Regions from separate parts of the Homo sapiens genome. Here region 2 is linked to region 1. The links are chromatin loops, found by intact Hi-C in ENCODE. Cell type or tissue: ascending aorta. All regions are shown on one strand. Links, peaks and the distances in the headings refer to the core of each region. The heading gives the core; the rest is flanking DNA.

Region 1 (15,175 bases), core at 6,875-11,874:
CAAGAGAGAGTGGAGGAGGAGGTACCACACTTTATGACAACCAGATCTTGCGAGAACTCACTCACTAAGGGGAGGACAGCACCAAGCCATGAGGGGTCCACCCATGTGACCCAAACACCTCCCACCAGGCCCCACCTCCAACATTGGGGATTACAATTCATGACATTTGGCACGGACATAGAGTCAAGCCATATCAGTACCCTAGTTTAGCAATGGAATACTATATAACAATGAGGGTGAAGAACTACAACTGCAAGAAACAGGATGGGTGAAATTCACAAGCATAATGTTGAGTGCAAGCCAGGAACAAATGAATTCTCACTGTATGACTCCTCTGAAGTACAGCATAAAACAGGCTAATGAATCGGTGCTGTTAGAAGTCAGGATAGCACTCCCCGTTGGTGGGAAGATAGTGCCTGGAAAAGGCCATGGTGGACTTCTGGAAGTTACTCACACTCTATTTCTTGACCTGGGAGCTTGTTTCACAAGGGCGTTCACTTTGTGAAAGTTCACTGAGCTGAACACATGTGATATATATACTTTTCTGGATGTCAGTTATTCTTCATTAAAAAGTTTTAAAGAATGTTATTATTATAAAAAATAAGCCCTTTTCACTATATGTGGGCACAGCTCCTTTTGGTGACAGCAAAATGGGGAAGGATTATCCTCTCAAGTCATAAAAGGGAGAGGAAAATGGATTGGGAAAAAGTGGGGGATGGTGAAGAGCAGGGCACAGAGGAGACAGCTGAGGGGCCCGCCTGGTTTGGGACTTGCTCTTAGGAGGGGTTTCCCTCATGGCTCTGGCAGACAGCAAGGTCTAGGGGTCCCCGTGAAACGGAAGTGTGACTGTTTTTCATGGAACTGGTGCCTGCCATGGTTCCTCCTCACCTTCCTCCTCATTCCTGCGGTCCCACTTTCTCAAGGAGGATTGAGATCCAGGTGCACCAGCCAGGAATTTAAAGGTCAGTGAGTCAGAGTCCAAACACCAGAAGCTCAAGTGAAATTGCTGTGGCAGAGTGGAAATTGGCCCACATTGGATTTCCAGGGAGCCTCTGGGTTAATTCTTCCTATGAGATTTGAAAGAATATTCGTGGCTGCTCTAGGCATCTGCTTTGTTAGTTATTTTTGCTGTTGTCTCTGTGGTCTGGCAGCGCTGAGAAGCCTGAGGGCTCCCACAAAGAAGGCAAGGGTGTGCGGACTGGGGAAGGAATTGGGGGCCGGTTGGGCCAGGCTGGTTTTGGAGGGAGAGATGTTTGGGTCCCAAGAGGCAAGGAGTGAAAGAGCTGAGGCCGGGAGGGGAACAGGAGTGTGGGTCCTAGGGTAGGGCCGGGAAGAGCAGGGTGGAGGGCCCCCTGCCAGGTTGGCTGGCCTGAAGGATGTTGTATTTCTGTCCCCAAGTGGTTTTGTTTAAAAAACAATTTAAAAAAAATTATGAAGTTTACACTGCCCCCAATATACATGCCTTACAGCCAAGCCTGTACCTCTCTCATTTGTCACTTGGCTTTGGAACCCCTTGCCTGCCTTCCACTTTAAAGAAATCAAACAGATGGACAAGTCAAGGCCCCGCCACTCCCTTCCTCTCTCTGTGAGGTGGCTGATCTCCAGAACTCTATGCTCAGCCTTGCAGGATATGTTTTTAAATGTTTTCTGCATCCTCCACTGGCATCTCCGGTGGGTGTTTCCATAACCAGAGAGTCCTTTGTGCTGCAGGAGTGATGGTTTGGGCACACAGGCAGAAACAGGAGCTTCTGGGAAGGAGGGGTTGCTCAGGACCAGGCAGCTGTTGGAGGCATCAAGTGCCTGGGGAAACAAGGAGGAAGCAGACAGGTCATGAGGGCTGCAGAACAGCTGCGGGTGACGGCTGTGCAAGGACGGACGTTCCCAAGGAAATGCGTGAGCCCTGTGGTGTGGTCCCTCCTGGTGACCCCATGAACCAAAGAAAGTGAAGTGTCTGGTGTGATGGATGGATTTCTCAGGGAAGCCAGTGAAGACTCTGTAGTGTGCCTATGCTGGCGGCTGTGGGGGGCACAGGGGGTGCAGGGGCACAGCTGGCTGCTTGTTACCCTTAAAATGCTGCTCTTAGCACAGGAATGTGTGCACCTGGGGCTCTCTCCCTGTTCTCCTTGTCTACAATGCTGGGTCTGAAATGTAGAGGGTAGAGACTCGTACTTATCTGGAATAATTTGATAATTACTTAATGATTCCATTCATTGATCCAACAACACTCATCCAATGCTGTATCAGGCACTGGGGAGTGCACAGAGATGACCAGGATGATGTTCTTCCCTCTTCTCCTTTGGGGAGACAGGCCTGTGTTACAAACCCCAGCAAGAGGCCTGCTGTGGGAGAGAGGTCCAGGCTAGCATGGAGGGACCACAGAAGTGTGATAGGCTCCCATGGATGGGATGGGAAGAACTTCCTAAAGGAGAGGGACCGTGAGAGGGGAGGATGTCTCTGGGTCCAAAGAGCTTTGAAGCTGACAGTCAGTAGGAGCGAGGGCAGGAGGGGATGAAATACACCTGGAGGAGGGGGCAGGGAGGGATGAACCAGAAGGGGAGTGAGGCCTTATTGCACACTTGGGGCTTGGCTATCGTGCCAAGAAGTGTGAATGTTACCTGTGGGTATTTCTGAAGTGATGTGATTCAATCAATTGTCCCCCCCAAATTCATATGTTGAAGCCCTAACTCCCCATGTGATGATATTTGGAGATGGAGCCTTTGGGAGGTAGTTAGGTTTAGATATGGTCTCAAGGATGGAGCCTGCATGATGAGATCAGTGGCTTAATAAGAAAAAACAGCAGAGAGCTTGGTCTCTCTCCCCACCACATGAGGCCACAGTGAGAAGGCAGCTGTCTGCAAGCCAGGAAGAGAGTCCTCACCAGGACTTGACCATGCTGACACCCTGATCTTGGATTTCCAAGAACTGTGAGAAAATAAATTTCTGTTGCTTAAGCCACCCAGTTGTGTTTGGGGGGAGTCAAGTGAAGAAGCTGTTGTAATCTTGCAAGTGGGTTGCATGAGGGACTAGATAGGGAGAACGTTGGGGATTATCCAGAGCAGCCACTGCTTTGCATGTTTACCAAGGGCTCCTTGCATGCCAGGCGCAGTGCAGAGTTCTTTACTCGAGCCTTCTTATTCACTCCTCCATAGAAGGGATTGTCGTTCTGGCCATTTTACAGATGAGGAAATGCAGGCTTAGAGAGGTGTAGTAACCTGTGTGAGGGACCAGATGGGTAAGTGGCCAAACCAGGATTGGAAGGCAGATCAGGCTCCACATCCTGCTTTAACTACTCTGCCATTCTAATCTGTGCTGAATTCAGACCTCCCAAGATTCCACCTCTCCTTGAGGAAGGAACATTCCCCAGTCTCCTAAAGGGTCAACAAAATCACAAATGTCTACCACTAGGGATCTGCATGAAGTATGTTCCCTCAAATCACAGCACCCTTTGTCATCATTGCAGGAAAATATGACCTGTGTGTCCAGGACAAAGTGGGAGGCAGGGCTGGGGCTGGCTGGGGGAGGGGTGGCAGGGTGGGCGCTCTGGGGAAAGCAGCTCGGTGAGGGCTCCTGGCTGACTCGGAAGGGAGGTGCCTGGGCGTTGGGAACCACAGACAGGTGCACCTCATTTTGAAAGGCACTGTGATCAGTGAGAGGGGGCAGGAAAGGAGGTATCAGTCCACACTCAGGAGAGCCTCCAAGGCCAGAAGCCAGCAGAGAAAGGGCTTCATGACGGTGATGGCCGACTGCCTGTCATTTGACCAGAACATCTTGGAGCCCCCACTCTTAGGGACCTCTTTGGGCTTCCTCATGGCAGAGTGTATGGGGGCAACTGCAGCCTCAGCGGCCTGAGGGAATCCATGAAACCCATTAATGGGAACTCCTGAATCTTACTACCTTGTTAGCCTCCTCCTGCTTGAGCACAGTCTTAGCAATCCTGTTAGAGTTCCTGCTTCCCTCATGGATTTCTGGACATTTTAGTAGTGTCTGATGTGGTCCTAGGCCTCTGTTGCTTCAAAATAAGGATCTCTCCCCACCTCCCACTGACTCCCAGTTTGCCCCTAGGAGTTGGAATCCTAATTAAATGCATGATTAAAATGTTTTCTCCTAAGGTTCTTAAGCTCCATGTATAACAGGCAATACAACGATGTTTGGATGTGTCACCTAACACCATCCATGAGAAGTGTATAGATCTGAATGTTGTCCCCACTGGGACCACTGACATGGAGTAAGAAATGGAGAAAGAAGGGTGTGGCACCTGCCATAATGGCAAGTCTCTTCTGGGCAGCTTAGGCATCTTGCCGATGTAGTCCAACTCTTGAGGTAGATATTAGTAGCCTCATTTTGTAGATAAGGAAACTAAGGCAAAGTTTGCACAACTGGAAGACAGCAGACCTGGCCAGGGGCACTGACTTCCTGGTTTGGAAGTCCCTTCTATCACGCCCTCTTGTCCCTCTTTTCCCCCCCACCTTCCTATGCTGTAAAGAAGGAAGTACCGCCAGGAATATGGTCACATGATTTATAGGCTGAGATTGGCATCTGGGGAGTTGGGTTGTCTAACAGGAGACCTTAGTTCTTGTTGCGACTCTACACATCCCTCTGGGCCTCAGGTCTGTCATCTGTCAAATGGGAGGGTTGCTCTACTCATCTCCAAGGTCCTTCCAGGAGTGACAACATGACATCCAAGGCCTATGGAAGGTGCAAGGACAAAGCAGCTTGCTTGACCCATTCCTCCTTGGGACTATGAGGCCTGATTTGTGGCTCTGCACCCCCTATCCTTGCCAAGGATGATGCCATCTCCAGATGGGTGAGCCTATACCATAGGCAGGTGCCCTTCACACCCTGGAGTGCCACGTACTATGCCTGAGCCCGGGAGGGAGGGCGATACTGGGGGGTCTTCTCGGGTGGGCCTAGGCTGCTTCCCTAGAAAGAGGAATCAGCAAGGGTGGCTGGAGAGTCTGGGGCTGGTAAAGGGATCTGCCCTCAGGTGTTTTCACCTTGTTCTTTGATAAAGGGGACATATTTTCTTCTTTTTATCCTGTATATAGCCGGCTTCCTAGTAGAAAGTAAACAAGCACACAACAATTAGACAAATAGATATGGTATGGTTCTGATTAGCCAAAGCAGGACGAAGCTAAATTTTAAGGACACTAGGCAGCCACTGACCAGCTGAGAGACCATAGACATGTCATTTTACCTCCGTAGGTCTCAGCTTCCTCCTTTGTTCAGGATGTGTCTGGATTGGGTGATGGGAGGCCTGGCATTCCTTGGCTTCATGAATGAAATGGTGAAGTTGAGTAGGAGCAGGGCTGACTTCCTGGGCGTGCAACCCCGGCAGTCACACAGGGTCTCATACTTAGAAGAGTCCCGTGCTTGGTCTAATGCTTTGCTGCACCACTTTGAAATGCATAATATTTTTTTAGCAAAGGGCCTCACATTTTAATTTTGCACCAGACCCTGCAAATTATGTAGCCGGTCCTGGGAAGCAGTGCCCACTCTCTGCTCTTAGACACTGGAGGCTGAGTGAATGTCAGGCCTGCCCCTGGCCAAGTTGTAAGGTAGAGACACTTGTCCCTGGCCCTTCGTCTGGCCTTTCTGAGTCTTCACCCATCATTTCTTGGAGCTAAGGCCTCCTGCAGACACTGGGTGCTTCTCCAGAGTGTGCCACCATATCCTCCTAGGTGTGCCTGCCTCTGGCGTCACACCATGCACCACCAAGACTTTCCCAATTCTTTGTAGTGAACCTACCTCTGTGCTTGTCCATGCTAGGGGCTTAACATTTATTCACTAAGGTGATTGACTAAATATGTGATCAAATAATATGCGATGAAAGCAGCTCGACAGAGTGTCCGGTGCCAAGGGCACTGGCCTAGGAATCCAGTCTGGGCTCTGATCACCTCACTTCCCTGGACCTCCTTTTCCCATGGAGTAAAAGAGGTGCTTGGTGAGATGGCTGGAGGTCTCCCCCAGCACTCGCTCTCAGACACACCTTGCTGGTGCCTCTGAAGTGACATTGCCAGGTTCATCTCAGCTGACAGGTAAGCCCTGGGTAAGATGTCTCAGCTGATCAAGTGGACCAGAGGGCACATGTGTTCTCCCTGATAGACCTCTGAGGACCCACCCTTCAGAGGGGGGCAGGGATATGGTGTGGGGGCTGAGAAGATGGATTAGGGAGGAGATAAAAGTGGTGTAGGGATGGGAGCAAGTTTCTAAATTCCATTTGAAGTCAATTTGCAAAAGCAGAGACTTGAGGAGCACTCCCCACCCAGAGAAACACCTAGACTGTGAGAGACACTAAAAGTCTATCTAGAATTCCACATTTACAGTGGAGCCCAAAGGAACCAGCTGGGCTCCTGGCCCCTGCCCTCGGGGACTGGCAGCTGAGTGGATGCCCTCCCATGGCACTGAGCCGGCTGGGCGGACACGAGTTTGACTGGCTCTTTTGTCTATAATATGTATCACTTTGCTGTTGAGGCTTTCAAGTGAAGTCATAGAGCAGTTACTGGCAATACCATCTCCTTTATTCCGAGGGGCTATTTATAGAAATTCTTGCTCTTAAGTATATTGGCAATATCTCCTCACAGGAGGGCCTTCATCTCGGCTCACCCCCGGGGGAGCTCTCAATTCCCTTAGTTGTCTTGCTTGTGAAAAAGCAATTTTAATTTCCCAAACAAATTTCCCAAACCTCTAGGGGAAAAGAAATCTATTTCCTAGTAGATTTTAACTGAGCGAGGGCTAAACTGGGGGAAGCAGAATTGTTTTTCAGTTTCCTCTGAGTGAGGTCTCTGGGTCTATGTCCATCCTGTAGGATCTTGTTTGAATGGGAACCAGGCTTCTTAAGCTATCTGTTGTGAATCATTCCCTGAAAAGCAGACTCTGAGACAGATTTGTGTGTGGAAGTTTGACTGGAGTATGCCCTTGGGATCAACATTGGGAAGACAGAGTTGGGCCGTGATGCAAATGTGACAAAGGTTTCAGCCAATCCCACTGGGGGTCTGGATCTAGGATGGTCCCTCAGAGTTTTGCTGTACGAAAACCAGGGGTCCAGGCCTTGCCCCCTGCATCTACCCATCTATTAGATGTGGATTGTCTATGGGAAGGGGTTATCTATTGGAAGGGGACATATCTTTCGGTGAGGCAGCTCTCTGTAACTGAGAGCAAGTTGAAAGTGAGCAAGATGAAAACTCATCTAAGCCATCATCTGCCAATGCCACAGCTGGGAAATCAATGCCTCAGTCCCACAACTCACACTGTTCGGTCCACACAGTGACTTGTAGATATGAGCCTTGCTTCCAGAGTCGGAGATGATGACAATGGCTGGGCCCAGACAACCCCAGCCAGATCAGTGCAGCGGCAGGGGAAATGAGACTCAAAGTGACTGCATGGGATTGTATTCATTTGAAACCTCATTATTAGTTCTTGTTGCCTCAGGGAACCTCAGGAATGTTAAACCCACATGGTGGGGATGAACATATGGCCATCACATCCAGTGTTGTGGTTGGAATCTGGGTCATTATTGCCCTAGCTGTGCACCTCCTTTCCTGGGTGTGCAGAAGGACCAATGTCCCTGACCCCTAACTCTTCCATAACTCTGTGCTTTTTCATTTGCCATTCCCTCTGCCCAGAATGCTCTCTGCTTCACATTTCCTTCCCCCTCCTCTTGCTGATAAACTTCTATCCATCTTTCAGCATCCAGTATGAATGTCACCTTCTCTTGGGAACCTCCCCTGGCCAGCCTCTCCCTGCTGCCCAGCAGAATTGGTCTCACCCTCTCTGGCTCCCCAGACACTCATTAGCCCAGCCTTAGGCAGCTGTCTCCACACCCTGGGTCTGCTGGTCTGTCTTCCTCATGCTGAGCAATTTAAGGTCAGGAACTGAATCCCACCCCTGTTTGTATCTCTGAGCACAGGATAATGCAGACTCCTTGGATGAGCTGCATGGATGCAGGAGGGAACTTTGAAGGATTTTGAGTCAAGGAATAAAGGAGAGAAGTCAGGTTGAGGAGGCATGGTGGATTGAACTGGAAAGAGATCATGCTGCTCAAGCCCAGCAACGAAACTATTTCTTCTTCTCCACCTGGGCTGCCTATTTAAAGCCATCTGTAAAGATGTCCTCTCCTGATTCCACTGGCCATACTGGCCTCTTCTCTCTACAATGCTGCAGCTGCAAATAACAGCAGTCGGTGTCCAGTCAAAACGTGTCGAATAAATGAACGAATCCAGAATTCAGGCCATAAAGGTCAGGGCGTGGCTCCAGGAGGAAAAGGGGTGAAAAATATTTTTTTGGCTTTCTAGACAGGCCTAGATGACAGGCCTTAGTAGCTGGAGAAGTAGCATGGTGGCATGTCATAGGTGAAGGCAGGGTTGGAAAGCCAGAAGAAAGAACCAGTTTCAGGTTGGGACCTAGAATATGGTCAGCTCAAATGGTCCATATACTGGATTGAATGTTGAAGTCAACAAAGCAGGACTGTGGTTAAGGGGAATATATGAAAATAATGTTGGAGAACAGACAGGGATCAGGACACATGGACCAGCTGAGACCACACCTGGTCTTAATCTGTGATGCTTCACTCTAGGTACAAATGCTAAAAGCAATGTTTGAAGATCTTTTAAATGAGATGTGCTTCTAATCAGAAATGACACGCAATTGTGGGTTGGCCTGCTAAGACTGCTTTGGCCCCTCAGTGGCTGTCACATGTCTGTCCTTGGTGCAATGTGACTGGGGGCTCCAAGTGCCTATGGGGAGCCTTCTCCGCTGGCTCCCATTTAGCAATGTCCACTAGGTGGCGACAGAGACTCACTTGCCTCCCCTGCAGAGAGCCTGCTTTTTTGAGATACAAAATTAGCCTCACAATATTCCAGCTCTATAAAAATAGATTCCTCTTTGAAAAAAAAAAAATCCCATAAAACTTCATTATATAAAACAGTGGAAATCTTAGCAAAGATATCGTCAAAGAGTGGAGAAGCCATTTAGGATAAATATACAAACAAAAGATCTAATTATCTCTTTTATCTAAGCAGGCACTATGCAGCCTGATTTTCCGTTTAAGAGCTCATGACTCATTGGGTTCTGGCAGTTTCTCTTTCGGAGTTCTGTCAATCTGTCTCAGCTTCTCTCCTGTGGTTTCATGGAGTTTATTTCTGCCTTTTCCTGAGGTTTGGGACACTACACCGTTTGTCTCTTTCCTCCTACCTAGATTTCCACACAAAACAGAAGCAAAGCCTTGCTCTGCAGGTTGCTTTATCAACCATTGGAAGATGGACAGAGGTTTTTTTAAGCTGTGTGAACAGAAGCAGACAATTTTACTTTGTTATTTTCCCCTGTGCTACCCAGATAGCAGCAGCCACCCTGTAGTTGGCCACCCCCAGGGGCCACAGCCAATTATAGACGTTTCTGTCTCCCAGCTGTGGAACCTCAGGCAAGCCTTTGAACCTCCTTGATCTCAGCTTTCTCACCTGTAAACTAAGGATTAGCATAACACCTCCCTCTTGAAGTTATTTTAAGACTGGATAAGGAGAGGGCAAGGGAGACCGAAAATTGCAAATCACTTTACAAATGTTGTACATCAATAGATCTCTTTTAAAAAGGGGCCGCTCTTGAAGAAAAAGTTGATTAATTTTTAAAAGCATGCTAGCTTTGGAGGGTTCTTGTGGCAAATGCGACATTTGAGGAGGATCCATCTTTGCTTACTGAGTGTGGAGGGGCATGCTCTAGCCCCTCCTATGGAGTCAGGAAGCACCCCCAGTGGCCATTCTGTGAAGAAGCCAACGCGGTGCCCTGAGTGCCTTGTGCCCAGGATTATGTGCCCAACAGCTGCTTCACTGGGAGGAGGCCATTATGAAATCAGTGGTTTCCTGAAGCTGGTCGTGTCCATAATTAAAGAATGTTAAAACTCCGTAGTTGATTTTCCACTTCTGTCTCTGGCGGAAAGCAGGCTATTAATTGTCCCGTTAAACCGGGGTGGTGATGGTCAGCCTAGAGTCCAGAGCTGGCTGAGGCTGGAGTCTACATGGCTTGTGCTGGGCACTACCTTAGCATGGAGAGCACTTTTCACTGCTGTGGGCTGCTGGGGTCTGCCACACAGCATGGCCGTCCAAAGTGCTGAGATTACAGGTGTGAGGCACTGTGCCTGGCCAAAAAAAGAGTTTTTTTAAGGCAGTGCAACGATTGCAAAGGCCACACCCCAAGTGGATGTATGGTTATAACTTTTGACAAGTACTGCAAAATCTTCTTCCATATCTCACCCCTCTATCTCTCTATCTCATCACTAGTATTAACTGGGGCTGATACAGTTAATACAAGTGGAAGCTGTTTTTATTTTTTCTAAGATTTACTTATTGAATAGTTATATGTACAGTCTAAAAGCCAATTTGCTGAATGTTCTATTAATATTTCATTCTATCAAGAAAAGAAAAAAGAACTGCCTGAAGTTCTTTTTGGTATGTAGCCTGAGATTCATTTTCTACCATTATGGTTGGTGATTGTTATAAGAAAGAAATTAAATTCTCTTCCTCCCATTAAGTAATATGCTTAGAGAACCTATAAACCCATTTAACTATATATAAATAGCAATCAGGCAGAAGACAAGATTGGAGAAAAGAATCCATTTGTAATAGCGATGAAACAGATAAAATACCCCCCAAATAAATTTGTCTGCTGATGGCCACGGCTCTCTGAGGAATGGTATTGAGTTTCTCAGCATCACCAGAAGTATTGTTTTCTACTTGAAATTTGAAAGTGTAGGTGCAATAGCACATTGCTACTTTTTTTTTTTTTTGAGACGAAGTTTTGCTCTTGTTGCTTAGGTTGGAGTGCAATGGCACAATCTCGGCTCACTGCAATCTCCGCCTGCTGAGTTAAAGCGATTCTCCTGCCTCAGCCTCCCATGTAGCTGGAATTACAGGCACCTGATACCATGCCTGGCTGATTTTTTGTATTTTTAGTATAGATGGAGTTTCACCACGTTGGCCAGGCTGGTTGCGAACTGCTGACCTCAGGTAATCCGCCTGGCTCAGCCTCCCAAAGTGCTGGGATTACAGGCGTGAGCCACTGTGTCTAGCCCACATTACTATATTTTAATGAAACTTTAGTATACTCATCCTAAAACTCCACATCCATGTTGCTTTATTGTAAAAAAAAAATGTCCAGAAATGGCAACAAATGGGGGCTGGCTCTTACAGGACAGGGCAAGAAGACACAGTGGTCAGCTCTTGTGAAAAACATATTAAAATGCTCTTTTAAGCTACGCAAAGAAAGGAGACACAAAAGAAGCCTTAAGCAATGGAAAGGTCTACTGTTTGAACGTTCATACTTGGGAAGATTCAATATCATGAAGATGTCAAGTCTCCTTAAATTAGTCCAGAAGTTTTTAGGCATGTCAACTGAATCTAAAGTTCACATGGACAAACAAGCAAGCATATTCTTGGACAGAAAAATTGTGAGAAAAAAAAGAGTAACGAGGAGGGAAACATCCTACCAGATATTGAAACATATTATAAATCTATAGTAATTAGAACAATGTGGTACAAATGCATGATTAAATCAATAATACAGACTAGAAAGTCAAACCAAATACATATGGGAATTTAGTATACGATATAAACTACACCCTTAGGGAAAATGCGGACTATTCATTTAATGATATTGAGACAAGTGGATCATCTTATTAAAAAAAAGCTGGATCTCAGGTCTTACACCAAAATAAATTTTAGGTAGATTAAATATATAAACATGAAAAGGAAATCATACAAGTAGTATATAAAAATGGGAGATTTAACTAATAATATCAGAATGGGGAAGGCTCTTCTAAGAAACCACGCCCACACACAAATTAGTAAATTCGACAAAACAGAAACAACAAAAAATTTTGTGTTAAAAGTAACACTAAATCAAAATGAAAAGATAAAAGGCAAACACAAAATTGACAAGGATGCTTGCAACTTGTGTAACTGATAAAGGGCTATTTTCCTGAATATATTTCTCTATTCTATAATTACTTTCTTTAATATATTTTAAAAACTTCTGTAAGTAAGTATGAAATAGACAAATGATAAGAACAGTTATCAGAAAATGAAATACAAATGATTCAAACATGAAAAGATGCTCGAGCTCAGTCTATAATAATAGACCCTTAAAAGTATAATGAAATATCTTTTTTTAAACCCCTATCTGATTAGCAAAGACCAGCAAGTTGGAAAAACAGAGGGCTTTTTCAAAGATCAAGCTTGTGAGCCAAACTAAAGGATTCTGTGCTTTCAAGAATTACACTGTTTAGAGTTTGGACTTTTTGAAAAAAATGTACATGTCTATGAAATAAATTGGCCTTTTAAAAAAGAGTTTGCAGCAATGCTGAAAGTAGTGGCCAAAAGCATGATCAAGAGATAGGATATTCATCTAATCTCAAACCATCTCCCTACAAGCTATTTATCAATTACAAAGTGAAAAATACTAACTGCACAGTGGTGAATCCAGGTAGCCACCATCCTGTCAGGAAGCCCAAACCAGCCACCTGGGGAAGGACTGGGGTTCTCGGCCACACACAACACCCAGTGCTGTCATGTGGGTAAAGGAGTCTTCAGATGATTCCAGCGTTTAGCCTTTGAGTTTTTCAACTAAGGCCCCTGACATCATGGAGCGGAGACAAGCCATCCTTGATGTTCTCTATACAAATTCCTGATCTCTAGAATCCACAAGCATAATAAATGGCTGTTTAACGGTGCTGAGTTTGGGGGTAATTTGTTATGTAGACAAAGCAAATGGAACAGGGAGTGTCTGCCAAATTTCTCCACCATGTTACCATTTTCTCTTTTGTAAGTAATAAGTAATTTGAGGGGAGATGCATTGAGACTGTAAATATTCTGTTTCTCATCAACCTTTCACCCTTATCAAACTAGTTTTGGCAACCACTGATGATTTTCTAATTCTATCATCCCTTCTATATTTATTAGTTGGCTTTTTTTGTTTTTTTTTTTTTTTTTAGACAGAGTCTCATTCTCACTGTCGCCCAGGCTGGAGTGCAGTGGTGCAATCTCAGCTCACTGTAACCTCTGCCTCCCAGATTCAAGCGACTCTCCTGCCTCAGCTACCCGGTTAGCTGGGATTACAGACATGCGCCACCACGCATGGCTAATTTTTTTGTATTTTTAATGGGGACAGGGTTTCACCATGTTGGCCAGGGTGGTCTTGAACTCCTGACCTCAAGGGATCCGTGTGCCTCAGCCTCCCAAACTGCTGGGATTACAGGTGTGAGCCATGGCACCCCGCCTAGTTGGCATTTTTCTATCAGTGTGCTCTCAGGGATTCCTATTTTATTCAGTGAAATAGAATACATTATTATAATTGATGCTCAAATTGTCCCAGATGTAGAAGAGTCCCTTCAGTGGCCCATGGAAGTTCCTTCAAGCTAATCCTGGGTCCTATTGAATGTTCCCCATTTCTCACTGAGCATCTTCTTAGGTTCTTGTGAAATAAGATATCCTAAACTCATCTTGTGTTTCCACACCCCAGTCCTGGAATCCAAGACTTTTCTTCAAGGACTCTTCGTTCGTTTTAGTGGAGAATGGTATTTAGAAACCAAGATCTAAGTGCTAGATGTACTCACTGCTGCAGGTGTGTTATTGCTCCCAGACACTTTTGGTGGACAGAGCTAGGAAATATATTTATCTATTCATCTATGTATCAAAAAACACAAGTTCATACTGGTACCTCTAATTCCAATCCATAAACTCAGAGAACACTCTAATTTTCCCCTTTTTACATATTTGTAACTCTTTTTTCTGACAGTAAGAAACATGGCTCCTATTTTCCTCAATGTATTTATTCATTTGCTCAAGCATAAGATACACAGAAATTAATTTCAGAATTGCTAACCCACACTGCTGAGAAAAGCAAGCCTACTAGTAGAGTACAAAATTTATATATAGTAAAATACACAAATCTTAAATATATAATCTGGTATGTTAAAAAATTTTTAAGTTGACAAATAATAATTTCATTTATTTCTAGGGTACATAGGAATGTTTTGATACATGTAATGTATAGTGACCAAATCAGGGTATCAGTGTATCCATCATCTCAAACATTTACATTTCTTTGTGTTGGGACTATTCAATATCCTCCTTCTAGCTCTTTGAAACTAATAATATGTTATTGTTAGAGTCATCCTACAGTGGCATAGAACACTAGAACTTCTAAGGAACATATGCTCACTCCTGTTAAGGCATAAAACATTTCTACCATCCAGAAAGTTTCTTTCTCAGTCTATCCCCCCCAGAGCCAACCACTTTTCTGGTTTTGTTTCACTATAGATAGTTTTGTCTTGTGTAGAACTTCATATAAATAGACTCATATAATATGCACTTTTTCATAATTGGCTTCTTTTGCTCAGCATAATGTCTATGAGACTCATCTATTACATAGAAGCAGATTTTTCCCGTTTGTTGCTAAGTAGTATTCCATATTATAAATGTACCACAGTTTGTTTATCCTTTTCCCTGGATTTGAGTTGTCTCCAGTTTGACTGTTATAAATAAAGCTGCTATAAATATTCCTGTACAAGTCTTTTTGTGGATATACATTCTCATTTCTCTTGGGTAAAAACTTAGAATTTAAGTGCTGAGTCATTGGGTAGGTCCATGTTTAACTGTAGAAGAAACAAATCTTTCCAAAATTGTTTTACCATTTTACACTCCCACCAGCAATGGATGAACATTCTGGTTGTTTCACATCCTTACCAACATTTGGTGTTTTCAGTCCTTTTATTTTTAGCCATTCTAGTAGATTTAATTTTTATTTCTTTGATGACCAGTGACTTTGAGCATTGGTCCAAGTGAAGTTTTTTAAGCATGGGCATCTCCAAGGCGTGGGTTTGGTTCTACTCTGTTCTCTCTCTTCAGTTGGATTTGCTTCAGGGAGTGGGGGTAGTGCTATGGTTCTTAAGATTTTTAGAATGAAGCTTGAAGAAATGGATCAAAAAGTTCAAGAATGTTCTTTACATTCTTAATTCAGATTTACATAAGTTTTTGTTAATAAGACAAAAATTTTGTAATTAATCACGTGCATATAATTTACTTGGGTTTGTTCTGTTTTGTAAAGCTGATTTCAATTATAGATATTTATAAAGAAAATGAATATCTGGCATTGTTTACATGCTAACACTTCCAGAGTTTTTATGAAAATT
Region 2 (15,175 bases), core at 6,450-11,449, 67 kb after region 1:
TTTGACATGAGCATGCACATGTTTTAATATTCATTTCTGTATCATAGTGCGGAAAGTAGTCTTATGAGTGAGACATCTTGTTAAGGTTATAAATAATAAATGGCAAACATGTATATACAGCAATTTTTAATATTGTTTGGCACACATTAGATACTACGTTAATGGCAGCTAATATCGTCATTTCCATCAGCATCAGTATCACCAGCAATATTGACATTTTTATCATATAGGCACAATGTTTTCATGTTTAGTAGCTTTGAGGGAGGAGTGTGTGTATATATGTGTGGGTATGTATGTATATATGTATGTATATATCATGCCCAAAAGAACAACTGGAAATGGTTAAATATATAAAGTTGATTGGTGGTAGGATATGTTAATAACCAAACGAACTAATCACATTTGTTAAGTTTCAACTGTGGGTAGAATTCTATTTCCTAGAGTAATGAGGAAAGATACAAAAGGCTAGTAGATGCTGGCCCCTACTTTATGGAAATTTATATTTTATAAGTGAACAAAGCAGAAACACTAGGGAAAAAAACGAGGAGTACTTAGAAATGTTTAAACAAGAGCAATGTAGAAAATGGCATGTGATTCCTTTGGTCTGTTATCCCTCCTAGCTCCTTGTTCAGTAAAGGACAGATGGTCAAGATGTGAGAGTGAAAATTTCAGTACCGTCCAAAGGGATCCTCAAGAAGAGCGTGTTAGAGGTGTCCAGCATGACACGACGCAGAAGGGTCAACACGTCCACATAGCCCGATTCATTGGTCACCTCCTCCAACCTGTCCAGATGTGTTTTGAGGGATTCAGCACAGACTGTGACCATACGAACAAGGCCGGGGCCTGACAGAGCTGCAGAGTACACATCAGAGAATCAGCCATCACGAACTCCAGGGCACACACACAATCATGCCATTTTGGCTTTTTATGTTGGAGCTTAATTGTCCACAATTTTTAATTTAATAATTGGGTGGAAGTTTTCATAATATTTTCGTATGCTTTTCTGTGGTCTCCTAATTTTACATAAGCATGTACTATCCTATGGTTAAGAATGAATGAACGGAAGGAGATAGGGACAAATATTATTTTAAACAAACTATTAAAAATTAAACTTTTTTTCATGCTCTAGCCAGCCATTTATGAGATTGCAAATGAAACATTTAGTACTTGTGGTCATAAATCACAAATCAGTGATTTTTTCATATTTATTGCATACATTTCCCTCCAAAGATGATTTGGATTTGCCTAGGGTCATATTTATTTTGCGTTTCAACAGGTGGCAGGATATTATTGGAAAACTGGTCAAATTGGATCCTATTTGATCTAAGGTGCTTCCTGTTTAAGTGTAAAAGGCTAGTTGTAAAAATCCCCCAAAGTGCCCTTCTCTTAATTTTGATTTCTCTTCAAACTACTTCCAGGTTTATTTTACTCAGCCAATGGCATGACAGCTAAGCAATTCCTTGCTTGCTTACCAGTCTTCCCTCACTGAACTGAGAGCTCTTTAAGGACAGTGACAGCCACTCATTAGCATTGCACTTCAAGCTGATGGTCCATGGGGGCCTTCATACATATTTTTTCAATAGAGGAATGAATGAATGAATGAATGAATGAAAATAGAGTAAACTGGCTTTGATCTTACTCTTGCCCTGTTCATATCTGAGCAGTGGCTGGTGGGTCCTGATGGTAGGTGGCCTACACAGGAGGGTTTAACCCTTAAAGTGCCCCTTTCTCTCTTTGTGTTACGTTTCTTTAAGCATCTTTTAGGAGTAATCTCTTTTTAAGTCTTTTATTATTCAGGTTTGCTGTTAACATCAGAGTCTTTGAAATGAGATGAAAAATATTGGGAAACTTTGTAGACGTAACTCCAGAAGAAGACTATCCTCTCTCTCTCTCTCTTGCTCTCTCTCTCTCTCTCTCTCTCACACACACACACACACACACACACACACACACACACACACACTGGGTTAAGCTGCGGAATCCCCATGCCTAAAGGTATACTTTGCAAATAAGAAAGGAGGCCTGAGGACTGGTCCTAGACTTTTGAGATTTCCATACATCTTGGAAGGAAGGTTGAGGAAGGAGCAGGCTTTCTGACCATAGGAAGGACTTGGCAGATATGAAAGGCCAGGATGTTGTTCTCTGGGTGACTGCCACTTCAGCAAGCAGGACAAATGACTCAACCCTTTGTGTGGAAGGGTTGGCTTAGAATGTCACTTGTGGTTTTCTCCCAGGCCGATGCATGATTTGCCTCTGTGTTTAAAGAGCTTGAAGCCACATGCCAAATTTATGGGCAAAAATGTAATAACATGGCTTATAGGCAGTGGTATGATGTAGATATGATTTAATTTTTAAAATATGCTAAAAAGTATTGACTCTATCTAGTGAAAAGAAAATTGGGCAACAATCAGCAAATACCATCAATATGGACACATTTCTCGGCAGTTTTGGGAAACACATGCTATTTCTTCACCCCTCGCCACCACCCTTCCCTACCTCCCAAGATGGGTCATTGCCTAAGTTGCACTTAACTATTTCTCTACAGACTCACCCAGTAAGTCAATACTTTCATTAATGTTACTGATTTAGATACTAAAACTTGTGCCAAACTTTCCACTATATCAGGAAAACCAACAGGGAGTCTAACTCCAAAAGGAGATTCACTGAAAAATGCTTAGGACCCTCATTGATTATAGAAATGTCAGACACCACAGTGAACTTTCCAATAAGCAATTATCCCCCTATTTCCTGAGATTATGAATTTGGGTCCAGTTATGTAGCACTTTTTGTAGAAACCCTGATCTTGCCTATAGAAGGCTGTCTAAAAAAAAATCACAAAGATGTTTTGCTTAATTTCCAAGTACTATAGGCTCTACTACTGTAGGGTCTACCCTTTTGACATTTCTTGAAACCACAGCCTCCCCTCCACCCTTCCTGCATCACTGCAGTAGCTCCTAAATGTTCTCACTGCTCACAATCCTGCTTCCTTCCAATTAGTCATTCTCTCTGCTACCAGAGGGATTTTTATAAAATACAAATATGTTTATGTTATTCTGCTTAAAATCTTTAGTGATTCTCCATAGTTTTTGAGATAAGCTCAATTCCTTGCCTTAACTGAGAGGTCTTTGGTGATCTGGCCCTGCCCTCCCCTTGGCCACGTCCCTGAATGTATCTGCACCAGGCACAAGGACTTACCGACAGGGCCCTGGATGCATCATGTCTATCTATTTGTCTGTGCCTTTGGTTATCCTATTCTTTACTCCTAGAATATTTGTCTTTTGTTTTCTTAATTAGCTTCTACCTTCATTTAAAACTCATTATAAGCATCCATTCCTCTGAAAAGTCTCCCCTGCCCCTCAATGTGCTTTAGATGGCCTGTTCATCTGTACTTGGCATCACTCTGGGCACACCGCCAGCATTACCATCACCTAGGGTAGTATTTGGTGATGTGCTGGGCTGCCCCTTCCTAATTCAAACCTCTCTCCCCCATTATAAGTTCCTGGAGGGCAGGAACCACATCTTGTTTGTCATTGTATCTTGGTACCTAGTTCAAAGATGAGAACGGTGGGGTGTTAAACAAATGGATGAACTTAGAGATTCTTTTAATTAGCTCTTGCATGTCAGGGTAGAGGATATTGGTATGTGAAAGTTAACTACTACTAAATACTAGTTCACATATTCCTAATACACCTGAGCCAAATGAAAAAGTCAAATGTACATTTCTACGGGATCTTATAGCATTATTTCATTTGTTCTTCACAACAGCCCTAGAGTGCAAGTTTCATAACATTTATCACCTTTTGTGGATAGGGGAACTGAAGCTCAGAAAGGCGAAGTGACTTGCCTAAGGTCAGATAGGTAGCAAGTGGCAGTGCTGGGACGCAAACCCACAACCTGTAATACTAAGTCCTATACGTTTTCCATTAATTCATTCCATAGTTTTATAAGGTATAAGGAGATTTATCTCCCCCAACATGAGTGATAGGCAGAATAATAGCATCCTAAATTTGTCTGGGTCATAATCCCCAGAACCTACTAACATGTTACTTTACATGAAAAGGGGGACTTAGCAGATATGACTAAGGTTAAGGACCTTGAGATGGGGTGGGCCAAACCTAATCATGAGTTCTTAAAGGCAAAGATTATAGGCTGACGTCTGTGATCCCAGCACTTTGGGAGGCTGAGGTGGGCAAATCATGAGGTCAGGAGATCGAGACCATCCTGGCTAACACGGTGAAACCCCGTCTCTACTGAAAATACAAAAAATTAGCTGGGCGTGGTGGTGGGCACCTGTAGTCCCAGCTACTCAGGAGGCTGAGACAGGAGAATGGTGTGAACCTGGGAGGTGGAGCTTGCAGTGAGCCAAGATGGGGCCACTGCACTCCAGCCTGGGTGACAGAGCAAGACTCTGTCTCAGAAAAAAAAAAAAAAAAAAAAAAAAAAGCAAAGAACCTTTCCAAGCCGAGGTCAAAGCCAGAGAGAGATGGGATGACAGAAGGTGGGTCAGAGAGATGTAATGTGCAAAGGACTCAACCCACTGTTGATGGCTTTGAAGTTGGAAGAAAGGGCCACAAGCCAAGGAATGTGGCTGGCCTCTAGAGCTGGAAAAGACAAAGAAAGAGAGTCTCTCCTAGAGCCCCCAGAAAGGCACATAGCCTTGCCTATGCCTTGGTTTTCAGCTCATTGAGATCCATGTCAGACTTCTGACCTACAGAACTGTGAGATAAATGTGTTCTTTTAAGCCACTTAGTTTGTGGCAATTTGTTACAGCAGCAATAGGAAAGTGATACACTGGGGTCTACAGCAAGAGTTGTGCTGAGTCCTGGTGAGGGAGGGCAGCTCTGAAGGCTGGGCTCAACACCCAGTGGGCAGAGGTACTGGCATAGCTCCCCCCATCTCAGCAGGCACATGGAAGGCGGCTACCTAGGTTCACAGCACGGGCTGCTGGAGGGAAGGCTGTGAATAGACAGGGCCAGACCTAAAATCATCTAGCCCCAGATTCCACCACTGACAAGGTTTCCAGGGTATGATTATCTTTCTTTATGCTTGATAGTAATGTCAAGGGTTAGTCGTGTGTATTCCCCAACAGTTTCATTTCCAGCATGATGAGGTTAAGGGGGAAAACCACTGGATAAGGAAGCTTGCAACTGGGTCTCAGCTCATTCATTACTCCCTATTTTGCCTGGGTGAAAATCATAACTTCGTTGGAACTTTATTTCCTCAACTGTTAAAATCAGAGGCTAGATGACAGATATGGTCCCTCTCAGTTCTAAAATTATCTAATTTCATTCACAAATTGCTTCCTGCTAAATCATCTGGGCTGTCAGTCAAGCACTCAGCAAACACATTGTTTGGCCGTGTTTAAATCAAACATATGGGTGACATGCTAAATTCTTAACTGAAATTACTCTAAATATATAGCTACATCTCTTCTTTTGCCTATAAAATTGCTTTGCACATCAATAAGAAGAAAAGAATTTGTGGTGATTAAGAAATATAGGCTTCAGGGCTATATTCCGGGCTATCATTTACTAATGTTTGGACCTTGGGCAAGTTACTTAACCTCATTTTCTGTGAATTGTAGGAGATAACAACATTTACCACATGGGGCTGCCATTCAAGTGTTTAGAACAATGGCTACAACAGAGTAAAGGCATAATGAATGTTAGCTCTTCCTCCTTTATTGCAGTAGAATTCAAAATATGATTTCAGACTAGGAATGATAGCTCATGCCTGTAATCCCAGCACTTTGGGAGGCCGAGGCAGGTCAATCGTTTGACTCCGTGAGTTTGAGCCCAGCCTGGTCTCAAATATGGCGAAACCCCATCGCTACAAAAAATACAAAAATTAGCCAGGCATGGTGGTGCACATCTGTAGTCCCAGCTACTCGCGAGGCTGAGGTGGGAGAATCGCCTGAGCCTGGGAGGCGGAGGTTACAGTGAGCCAAGGTCGTGAGCCAAGGTCACTCCTGCCTGGGTGATAGAGTCAGAGCCTGTCTCAATAAATAAATAAATAAATAAATAAATAAAATATTTTAAAAATATGATTTCAAAAAAGGCACATTCATAGACAAAAAAGATTGTAGCTAACTAAGTACCTGCTTACCTTTCATAAAGAAGGGTCGAGTTGTTTTCCAGAGCTCTGGATTGTTGTTAAATATGATGCCTTTCTCATGCATACCGATGCACTGCAGCCCAAGTTTGCTGCCGAATCGAGAGCTGTAATGATTGTGCTTCATTATGTGGAACATACTTGAGGACCTGAAAAGACAGGAAACTTTGGTGTCAATTTTTAAGGGTCAGGAGAACTCCTGGTGGTACATTTTGACTAGGAGGTAGCTCTCTTAGCAAATGCATGTTGCTCCAAATGCAATGTGCATGATTTCTAGTATTCGGGTTGAATAAGCACTTCTGTTAGCATGAGGACATCCTTCTCCAGTTGAATCATTTCTACCTACTGACTCCCTGTTTCAACATCACCAAAGATAGAAAACACACACACACACCCATATACCATTCCTTACTTCTCTTTCTTCTCTAACCTCACCAAAATACTACCCACTACTGGAGTCAGAGCTGCAAGGCTGCTAAGAAGCTGAACCCTCCATACCACCAGAGCCAGAAGAACCTCCAGCCTCCCAGGTATCATCCAGCCTCACTCCACAAAGTGCCACCCACTACAAGAGTGAGCCACAGAATCAGAAGTTTGTGGAATTACTAAAGTCTTGTTTTCCTATTTTGGAACCAGCAGTTTTGCCTAGTACCACCCAACTCCAGTCTCTAATCAGGCCTGCCCCCTCCAGTGGAGTATCAGTCAGGGCTTGAAAAATATCTCCTTGGGCACTTCTTCTAGCCCTGAGCTTGGCCAGCGCCTGGCTGGACTGGCATGCAAAGTTCACTGTGGTAGTAAAGGAAGCTATTTTGGGGCTCTGCCTTCCATCATGACTCATCAAAGTCTCCAGGGTCACAGAGTTCTCCCACGACACAGGATGTGATGAGTCATGAGACAGGGCAATTTGCATGATGCTCAATTATGCAAATTCAAGATGCATTAGATGTCATTGGTATTATCTTGATTTTAGATGTTGTTGTTACTTTCTTGGTGAACTTAATATTTATACAAAATTTCATGTATTAATTGCAACTTTGGTCCTCCCTCTCCTCTGGTCTCCTGAAATTTTGTTTCACAGCTGCAAATTCTCCCACTATGGAGGTTTTCAGAACAAATAACCCTCAAAGATTGCAAGTGGTTACTATAATATCTGCAATTGGTTCTCAGGTTGGAGAGACTTGCTCCTCCATCTCCTAGTTGACACTTGGCTCCTAAAAGGATACTTTTGCCTTAATGAGGTTGTTCAGTTAATGCCTGTTGAAATACATTCCCAGAGGACTCTAGACCAAAAAAGCGCTGCTCTGGTTCAATGTATTAGGTTGTGGGCTAAGTATTAATCCAGCTCTCACATCTGCGATGTGTTCCATAGTCCTATTTAAGCTTTAAAAGTAAGCCCCTGAAATAATGGTAGTGTCAAGAAATTAGAACAGGATTATTATTGTATAATAATATATAATATATAAGGTGTGGTAGTGTGTGCCTGTAGTCCCAACTACTTGGTGGGCTGAGGCAGTAGGATAGCTCGAGCCCTGGAGGTTGAGGCTGCAGTGAGCCATGATCAAGCCATTGCACTCCAACCTAGGTGACAGAGCAAGATCCTATCTCAAAAAAAAAAAAAAAAGCAGAGTTATTGTATAAATAACTTATTAATATTTATTTCAGGAAAAACCACCTATTTTCAAATAAAAACACTATTAAATATTCTCTTGATCTGATTCCAGATAATATTCATCAAATAATCCTAAGTTTTGGACATGTTTGCCTCTCCCTAGCAAAAATAAATAAATAAATAAATAAAAATCCAGATGCTTCCATTTGTATTCTGGGGAATTTGTCTGACGTTTCAAATTTTGTCATATATAGAAAAATTATGCTATAGGAAGGAATGAAATTCTTACTAATTAAAATATTTGAAAACTCTAGCTTTACTTACCTTCCCCTCCATCATTCTATAATTAAAGCAGAAATTAAGTAATTTATATATTCTTTATTCACAAACTAATATTTAAAAATTTTAAGCACTTAAAGGACAAACACTATTTTTCTGCTCTGACCCTGGGGCTTTTGCATACTGCATTAATCATATTGGCCTGTCCATTTCATTTAAGAACTTGCTAATCAGTTTTAAAAAGAGAGTAAGAAACTCCAAACATAAAACAAACCCAACGAAATATTTGCTAGTTATTAGTAATAAAGAGCCAACCTTTAAAATTCTTGTGTCCTTTAGGGGGCACCAACTTCTCAGCTATTTTGAATCCAAAGCTCAGGCTTGTTAGGGACAAAGCTAATCAGGCCGATGTGATAAAGCAAGGGATGTGTGACTGGCCACAGATGAGCAATTTAAAACAAGGTCACTTACTAAAAGTAGGCTGGATTTATCTAACCAGAGTAAATCAGAAAAGTGAAGAGAAGGTCAGTGATGAACTAAGGACCCCAGCCCAGAGCTCCTCCTGGCAGTCAAGACAGGCCTGGCTCTGGCTTGTGGGCCAGCCTGCAATACTGCCAGAGGCAAGTGTTATACTGATTATTTGGGAGAGTGAGGATTTCTTAGCACTGAGGAGAGTCCAGCTGAGTCCCCAGCCTCAGCAGGGACAGTGCACAGCGTTGGGTGTCTGATCACTAGGGTTATTATCCCTCATTAAGCATGATTGAAGATAAAAGACATCTCCAAAGATGGCAAACCTATTGTCTGTTCAAAATGAAAAGTAGTCAGGGAGTAAGCTCTTAGGTGATGAGAAGAAAGCCACCTGAGTTCTGGGATTAAACAATTCACACACTTGTGGGCAGATTCAACAGTGATGAGGAGGCAATTAATGGACTAATTGGTGCCTTCTTTTTTTTTTTTTTTTTTTGAGACAGAGTCTCACTCTATCGCCCAGGCTGGAGTGCAGTGGCGCAATCTCAGCTAATTGCAAACTCCACCTCCCAGGTTCAAGCAATTCTCGTGCCACAGCCCCCTGAGTAGCTGGGATTACAGGCACCCGCCACCACACCCGGCTAATTTTTTGTGCATTTTTAGTAGAGACAGGGTTTCACCATGTTGGCCAGGCTGGTCTCAAACTCTTGACTTCAAGTAATACACCCACTTTCACCTCCCAAAGTGCTGGCATTACAGGTGTGAGCCACTGCACCCGGCTGGTAACAAACATTTAAAAACACTTGCCTCATGTAGATCTGTTCCATCAATCCTATCACCTTTTCACTGTCCTTCACTTCTCTAATATCCTCACTTACCCAGCTTAAATTCTAGGTGACTACAAGAGATAAACAATCTTTATAACAGAGGAATCTCACTGTAACCACCTAACCAGTGATCAAATTTAACATCAGTGCTAGTGGGACAACCTGTTACTCATCTTCTGATGTGATGTGATATGAAGTTCCTAGTACTACTGAAGTGTTATTGCAAAAATGTGCAACCTTAATCTAATTGAGCCTTTAGACCCAATTTTCAGTTTATAAGAAATACAGAGAATAGATGAATATAGTAAATGACACCCTGATGAAACAGTGAGAGAAATTCAGAATGTGGGATATGTTATAGCTGACCTGGTCTCTTCAAAATGTCAATGTCACAGGGGGAAAAGTGTGGCAGGGGGACGGCTCTTTCAATTTTCCTACTCATTTGACAATTTTCTTAACAGAAAGTTGGGAAAAAATTACTGTCAATCATTAAAATTAAAATACCCTTCCCTGAATCCTCAACTCCCTTGACCCTCTTCTTACTTTGTCATGGTTGTCTGATAAGACCACACTCTAGCTAAATCCAACTCTTAGCTTATTCTGTGCTTGCACCTGGCAGTTGAAGTGGGCTGGGAAAAAAAGAAAAACCACACATGCGCACACATGTGTGCGCATGTGTGTACGTTAGCGCACACGTGCCTGCTGTCAGGTCTCGGTTAAATTCAAGTGGGCCCTTAGTGTCGCTGGCAATGCTACTGCATGTCCCCAGCCCATTCACTCTCTCACTCTTCTAGATGACTATTATATTCTCCCTACTCAGCCCCAGCTGAAGACTTTATTTCCAATTTTCCCAAGAAAGTGGAAGCAACTACAAGAGAATCTCCACAATCCCCAACGACCCGGACCTGTGCCCATATATTCCACCTTCCCTCCTATTACTATGGAAATTCCATGTCCCTATTCAAGGCCAACCCATCCACTTGTCCCCAGGGACCTCTTCACATCTCACCTAGCACACTCTTTCTCTTCCATCAACAATCATTTGATTTTCCTCCATAACTGACCAGTCCCCCTACAACTCACATGCTGTAATTTCTCCTATTTTAAAAATCAAAATTCCTTTGCCCACACATCTCACTCATCTACTGGCCCATTTCCTGCCTTCTTTATGGCAAACTCCTTGGAAGACTTGTCTACACTTGCTGCCTCTGATTCTTCTCCCCCGATTCTCTTCTCTGGTCAGACTTTTGCCCCCACTAGTCCATTGAAACTGCTCTTGTCAAGGTCACCTGTGACCTCCCTGTTGCTAAATGCAGTACTGAAATCTCCATGCATTCCCTTGCCCCATCAGTGGTATTTGACATGGTTCACAATTTTCTACTCCCTGATATGGATTTTTCACCTGGTTTTCAGACATTACACTTTCCTGGTTTTCTCTTCTCGGTCTAGCTGCTCTTCTCAGTCTCTGTTGCTAGTTTCTGACCTATTTACACTAGAGGGTCTCAAGGTTCAGTTCTCTCTACTCAATCATCCCACTCAGATGTCAACTGGGCATGTCAAATCTAACATGTCTGGAATGGAACCCTAATCTCTCCCCTTCCCAAACTTGCTCCACCTATCTCAGGACACGATGTCCCCATTCAATGCAAAACTGGACAGCACTTTGACTCTTTTTTTTTCTCTCACACCCTACATCCAATCTGTCAGCAAGTCTGTTGGCTTTGCCTTCAAAATATGTCCAGAATTTTCCCTCATCTCTTATCATCTCTACTGCTACCACCTGGACCAGCCACCATCACCTCTTGCCTAACTGGTCTGTCTGTCCCCATCCCTTGTCCTCTTGCACCTATTCTCAACAGAGCAGCCAGAATGATTCTGCTGAAACATAAATGAGTCATATGTGTCAGTCCTCTCTCAAATTCTTCAGTGGCTTCCTTTCTTGCAGGGGGTAAAAGCCGGAATTGTTACAATGGCCTGCAAGGCCTGACGTGATTTGGTACCCTATTGCTTCTCTCATCTCCTGTATTCTTCCACTCAGGTTCTTGCCTTAGAATATTGGCACTTGCTGTTCCTTCTGTCTAGAATGCTTTCCCGCCAGGTCTCTGCATGGGCTACTTGCTCATTTCCTTTAGGTCTTTATTTAAATGCTGTCTTCTCAGTGAGGGCTGCCTGAACCACCTGTTTACAATCACACCTGCGTCTCTACAACTGGTCCTCCCCCATCCTCCTTCCCTATTCTTTTTCTATGTAACACCTATCTGCCTGATAAGTGTGACCAACTATCCTGGTTTGCCCGGGACTATGCCAGTTTCAGCACTGAAAGTCCCACATCCTGGGAAAGGCCCTGGTCCCAGGCAAACTGAAACAATTGGTCACTCTACTGATACACTATATATTTTACTTGTTTATTGTTGACCTAGTGACGACATATTGCTCCATGAGGTAAAGGAATTTTGGCTGGTTTGTCCACTGCTGTATTCCCAGAGTTTAGAACAATACCTGCTGCTATACATAGTAAGTTTTCAAGAAATATTTAATGGATGAAGAGCCAATAATGACTATTACAACTTAGAATCATTCAGTGCTTAGTATATAATAAATTCTCAGTAAATGTATATTCACAGAATAAATGAAGGAAGCCCCTGTAAATGATGTGTAAATTTGCACATTATTAAGACAGATGTAAAAATATAACCCTAATTAGTATGTTAATTGCTAACAGATATGCAAATATAACCCAAATTAGCATGCTAATTGCTAATTTCCCTTTATGAGTGATACATAAATTTTTTTTGTATTCATGACAAAAACTAATCTAGGGACATATAATGGACATATAGTGTCATACGCAGCACCTACAGACCTTCATTAATTTAGAGTACAGCTGCCTGGGTAGCTGCCTGGGGAACGGTGCACACATCATCTACAGCTCACCAGATGGACCGTGCCTCCACGCCCCCAGTGGCACACGCGGCATCTCAGCAGCGCACATGCCTGACTTCTCCCCTGAAGTTCTGCAGCCCCTACTACTTTGGGACGAAGCTGGTTGGAAAAGTTGGACCATAATTTCTACACAGTTGTAATGACTACAGACCTCAAACTTTTCAAAAGAAAAAAAAAATCTGGCAAACTATTCAAATAAAAATAAAAATCTTTCTGAGGTCCAATGGGGTCTTTTCAAGAGGTACGGGGAGTGCTGGAAGGGACTTGAAGAGCAGGCAAGGAAAGGAGATGGGGACAAACATGTCCTATTCCCGCGGGGAGCTCAGCCTTTAACAACAAAATTGAACTGCTCTGAGGCAATTAAAGAGAACACAAAGACTCCAACAAGTGAAAAGCCTGAGAGGACAGGAAAAGGAAAGAACTGGGAGAGCTGATGGTAGTGTGGGTGGGTTGTGGCTGCGTCTCAGCGTGCACCAGCGCCTGAGTCGGTCGGGGTTGTTGGAGTCAGTTTCCTAATTAAGACTAGCGGAGTGGTCAGATGCCACCCCCACTGTAACGAGCAAGCACTTCAGGAATTGTCTTTGGAAATTCACGGACTTTTTCTGGAGATTTAAGAATCTAGCATCGAAATATCTAGTATCTCAGAATGATTTCTGTCCTGGTACTGTGGTCCTTTCTCAAGTCTATCATTCTTTACTCCAGTTCTAGTCTTAAACCTCCACCACCTTAGCATAAGACAAAACCAGTCCTGCATCGCTGCTTCCTGTAACCCCGGGGAGAGGCCCTCCTGCCCCATGAGCTTCCTCCTCCACCCTCTCTCTAGATGGAATGTTCTCAAACTCCCAGGGGAGTATTAAACACCACTGATGCCTGAGTCCTACCCCCAGAGGTTCTGATCTAAAAGTGGGGGTGTGGCCTGGGCAGTGGGGCTTTGAAAAGCTCCCTGGGTGACTCTAAGGTACAGCTAGGGTGAGAGGCACGGCACTGTGCTAGATCCTGGGCAGCAGGTAGATATCCTTCTAGATAAATATCCTGGGGGTCACTTCACCTGTCTGCTGAGGGAAAGAGGTGATGGGGAAGGCAGACCCTGGGCTGGGGAGAGCTGAAAGGCAGGTGGCTGTGCGGGGAAATGAAAGAGCAGCGGCAAATGTCCCTACCCCCAAACCCAAACACCAGTGCTTCCAGGATATTTGTGAGACCATAGCCAGTTGTAAAAGTGACTCAAGTACTGATTTTTAAAATGAGAACGTATCAAGAACGTATCATAGTCACTTAAATTTGGCTGACTAGAGCCTAATAGACCAGGAGAATTAAAATAAAAAAGTAATTATGATCTAGTTCTTAGAGCAGTGGTTCTCAAACTCAAGTGTGCAGCAGAATCACCTGCAGGCTTTGTTAAAACACGGATCGCGGGTCCTACCCCAGACTGTCTCATTTAGTAGGTCAGGGTGGGGCCCAAGAACGTGCATTGCTAACAAGTTCCCAGGCTTGTTGATGCTGCTTGTTGAAGGACCACACTTTGAAAACTACTGCATTAGAGTACTTCACAATGAACCCAATGAAATGATGTTTCCACCTGAAGCCATTTCTGTTTAGTTGTGTGAGGTCTGCCTCAGCTACTCTTAAAAGTGCTACAACACAAAACTGAATGAAACAAACAAACAAAAATCCCAGGTCAAAAAAATTCTTTTTGGATAGTTTGAAATATTTAGAAGTATTAAAATAATACCAATTTCTCCCCTGCTCCCTTCTTTCAATATCTGCTTCAAATATTTGGGCTTTGAGGATACCGTGGTATTTTATGAGATGATGTATGTAATCTTGACCTGAAAAAATTATGTAGTTTAGAAAAGCTTCACTTACTTTTGAGCTATAGTCTTTGTATCTGAATGAATAATTCTAACAAATTGGTAAAACACCCTGGTCAGCTTTAGTTTGTGGGTAAAGCGCTATCAGGGATTACGAATATAAACATGCGTTAATGAGACAATGTTTGCAGATAGCTTTGCTAAAAGTCTACTAAAGCTGGCTGAAAGTCTAGGGAAATACGCCATCTTTGAAATTCTCCATTTTCTAAGATCAATAAACAAGAAAACAAGTATTTCACCAAACTAGTTCCTTATAGTCAATTCCTATTTAGTTAACCATAGAGCTAATTCAATCTGCTAGTTATCCACAAAATATAATAATGCAGAGAGGGAGGACACTATTTTTTTAAATGGGTAATATTGTTCCTGATTTATGTAAGATCACTCCACCGGGATACTCGCATAAAGTCATAAATGGGAAAGCAGCATGTGAATTACTTCTTTTTCTACTGTCTTGTTCTTTTATTTTCCTTTTTCTTTACTTTAATCGGATTCAGCCAAGGTCGGCTTACCATCTGCTCTTTTAGAGGTGCTCAGTTGCTTGGCAGGAGAATAAATTAGCAAATTGCTAATCAGATACCTCTGCCTCAGGTTTGTTTTATTTTTTAAAAGACAGGGTCTTACTCTGTCACCCAGACTATAGTGCAGTGATGTCTCGGGTTTTATTTTTGTTTTCTGTGGGTTTTTTCTTTGTTTGTTTGGCTTGGTTCTTTTTAATGTTTATTTGTGGTTAAGACCAAAAAACTTGGGAAAGCAGAAAAGATAACACCTCTCCCTAAAGTATGTTTTGTCAAAATCAAATTATCTGGCTTCTAAGTTTCCACATTCACTGCTCACAGAGATTGTAAATAATTTCCCAACTTTCCAGAGTTAGTTATTTATGTACTGCTGGCTTCAATTCAAGCAAAACCCAATTATTCTGTTTGCAATGTTAGATTTCTGGGGATTGCTCACTTCATTTCAGTGGTAAAAATATAGCGTTAGAAACAAAGACATCAAGATTCAAAATAAAGTTGTCTTAAGTGGAAAAAACTCCAGCCTCGATTTAAAAAGTATGTCTTCGATTATGA

What was found. Hi-C counts contacts between places; a loop is a spot of excess contacts. Peaks named below come from ENCODE experiments on the same cell type or tissue, not always from the same donor. Only the 100,000 strongest peaks of a DNase experiment are listed, where the experiment ranks them.
Region 2: it touches region 1 in a loop (4-fold over the local background); 6 of 110 quality-filtered maps call a loop at or near these places.

Annotation. Positions count from the first base shown.
Region 1 is chr15:51,154,267-51,169,441 of GRCh38, forward strand. The region is part of intron 1 of MIR4713HG (MIR4713 host gene); the gene reads left to right. Among named protein-coding and RNA genes, the nearest start is that of TNFAIP8L3, 67 kb to the left of the region's middle. In ascending aorta, for the core only: a CTCF peak has its summit at 8,780 (motif pointing right); DNase peaks (open chromatin) are centred at 8,755 and 9,069; H3K4me3 peaks cover 772 bases; H3K27ac peaks cover 1,265 bases.
Region 2 is chr15:51,221,674-51,236,848 of GRCh38, forward strand. It overlaps CYP19A1 (cytochrome P450 family 19 subfamily A member 1), which reads right to left. Exons shown (of 10, transcript NM_000103.4): 4 at 6,106-6,260; 5 at 676-852. The region is part of intron 1 of MIR4713HG (MIR4713 host gene); the gene reads left to right. Among named protein-coding and RNA genes, the nearest start is that of MIR4713, 13 kb to the right of the region's middle. RefSeq lists enhancers at 6,779-7,073, 6,799-7,093. In ascending aorta, for the core only: a CTCF peak has its summit at 8,354 (motif pointing right); a DNase peak (open chromatin) is centred at 6,918; H3K27ac peaks cover 880 bases.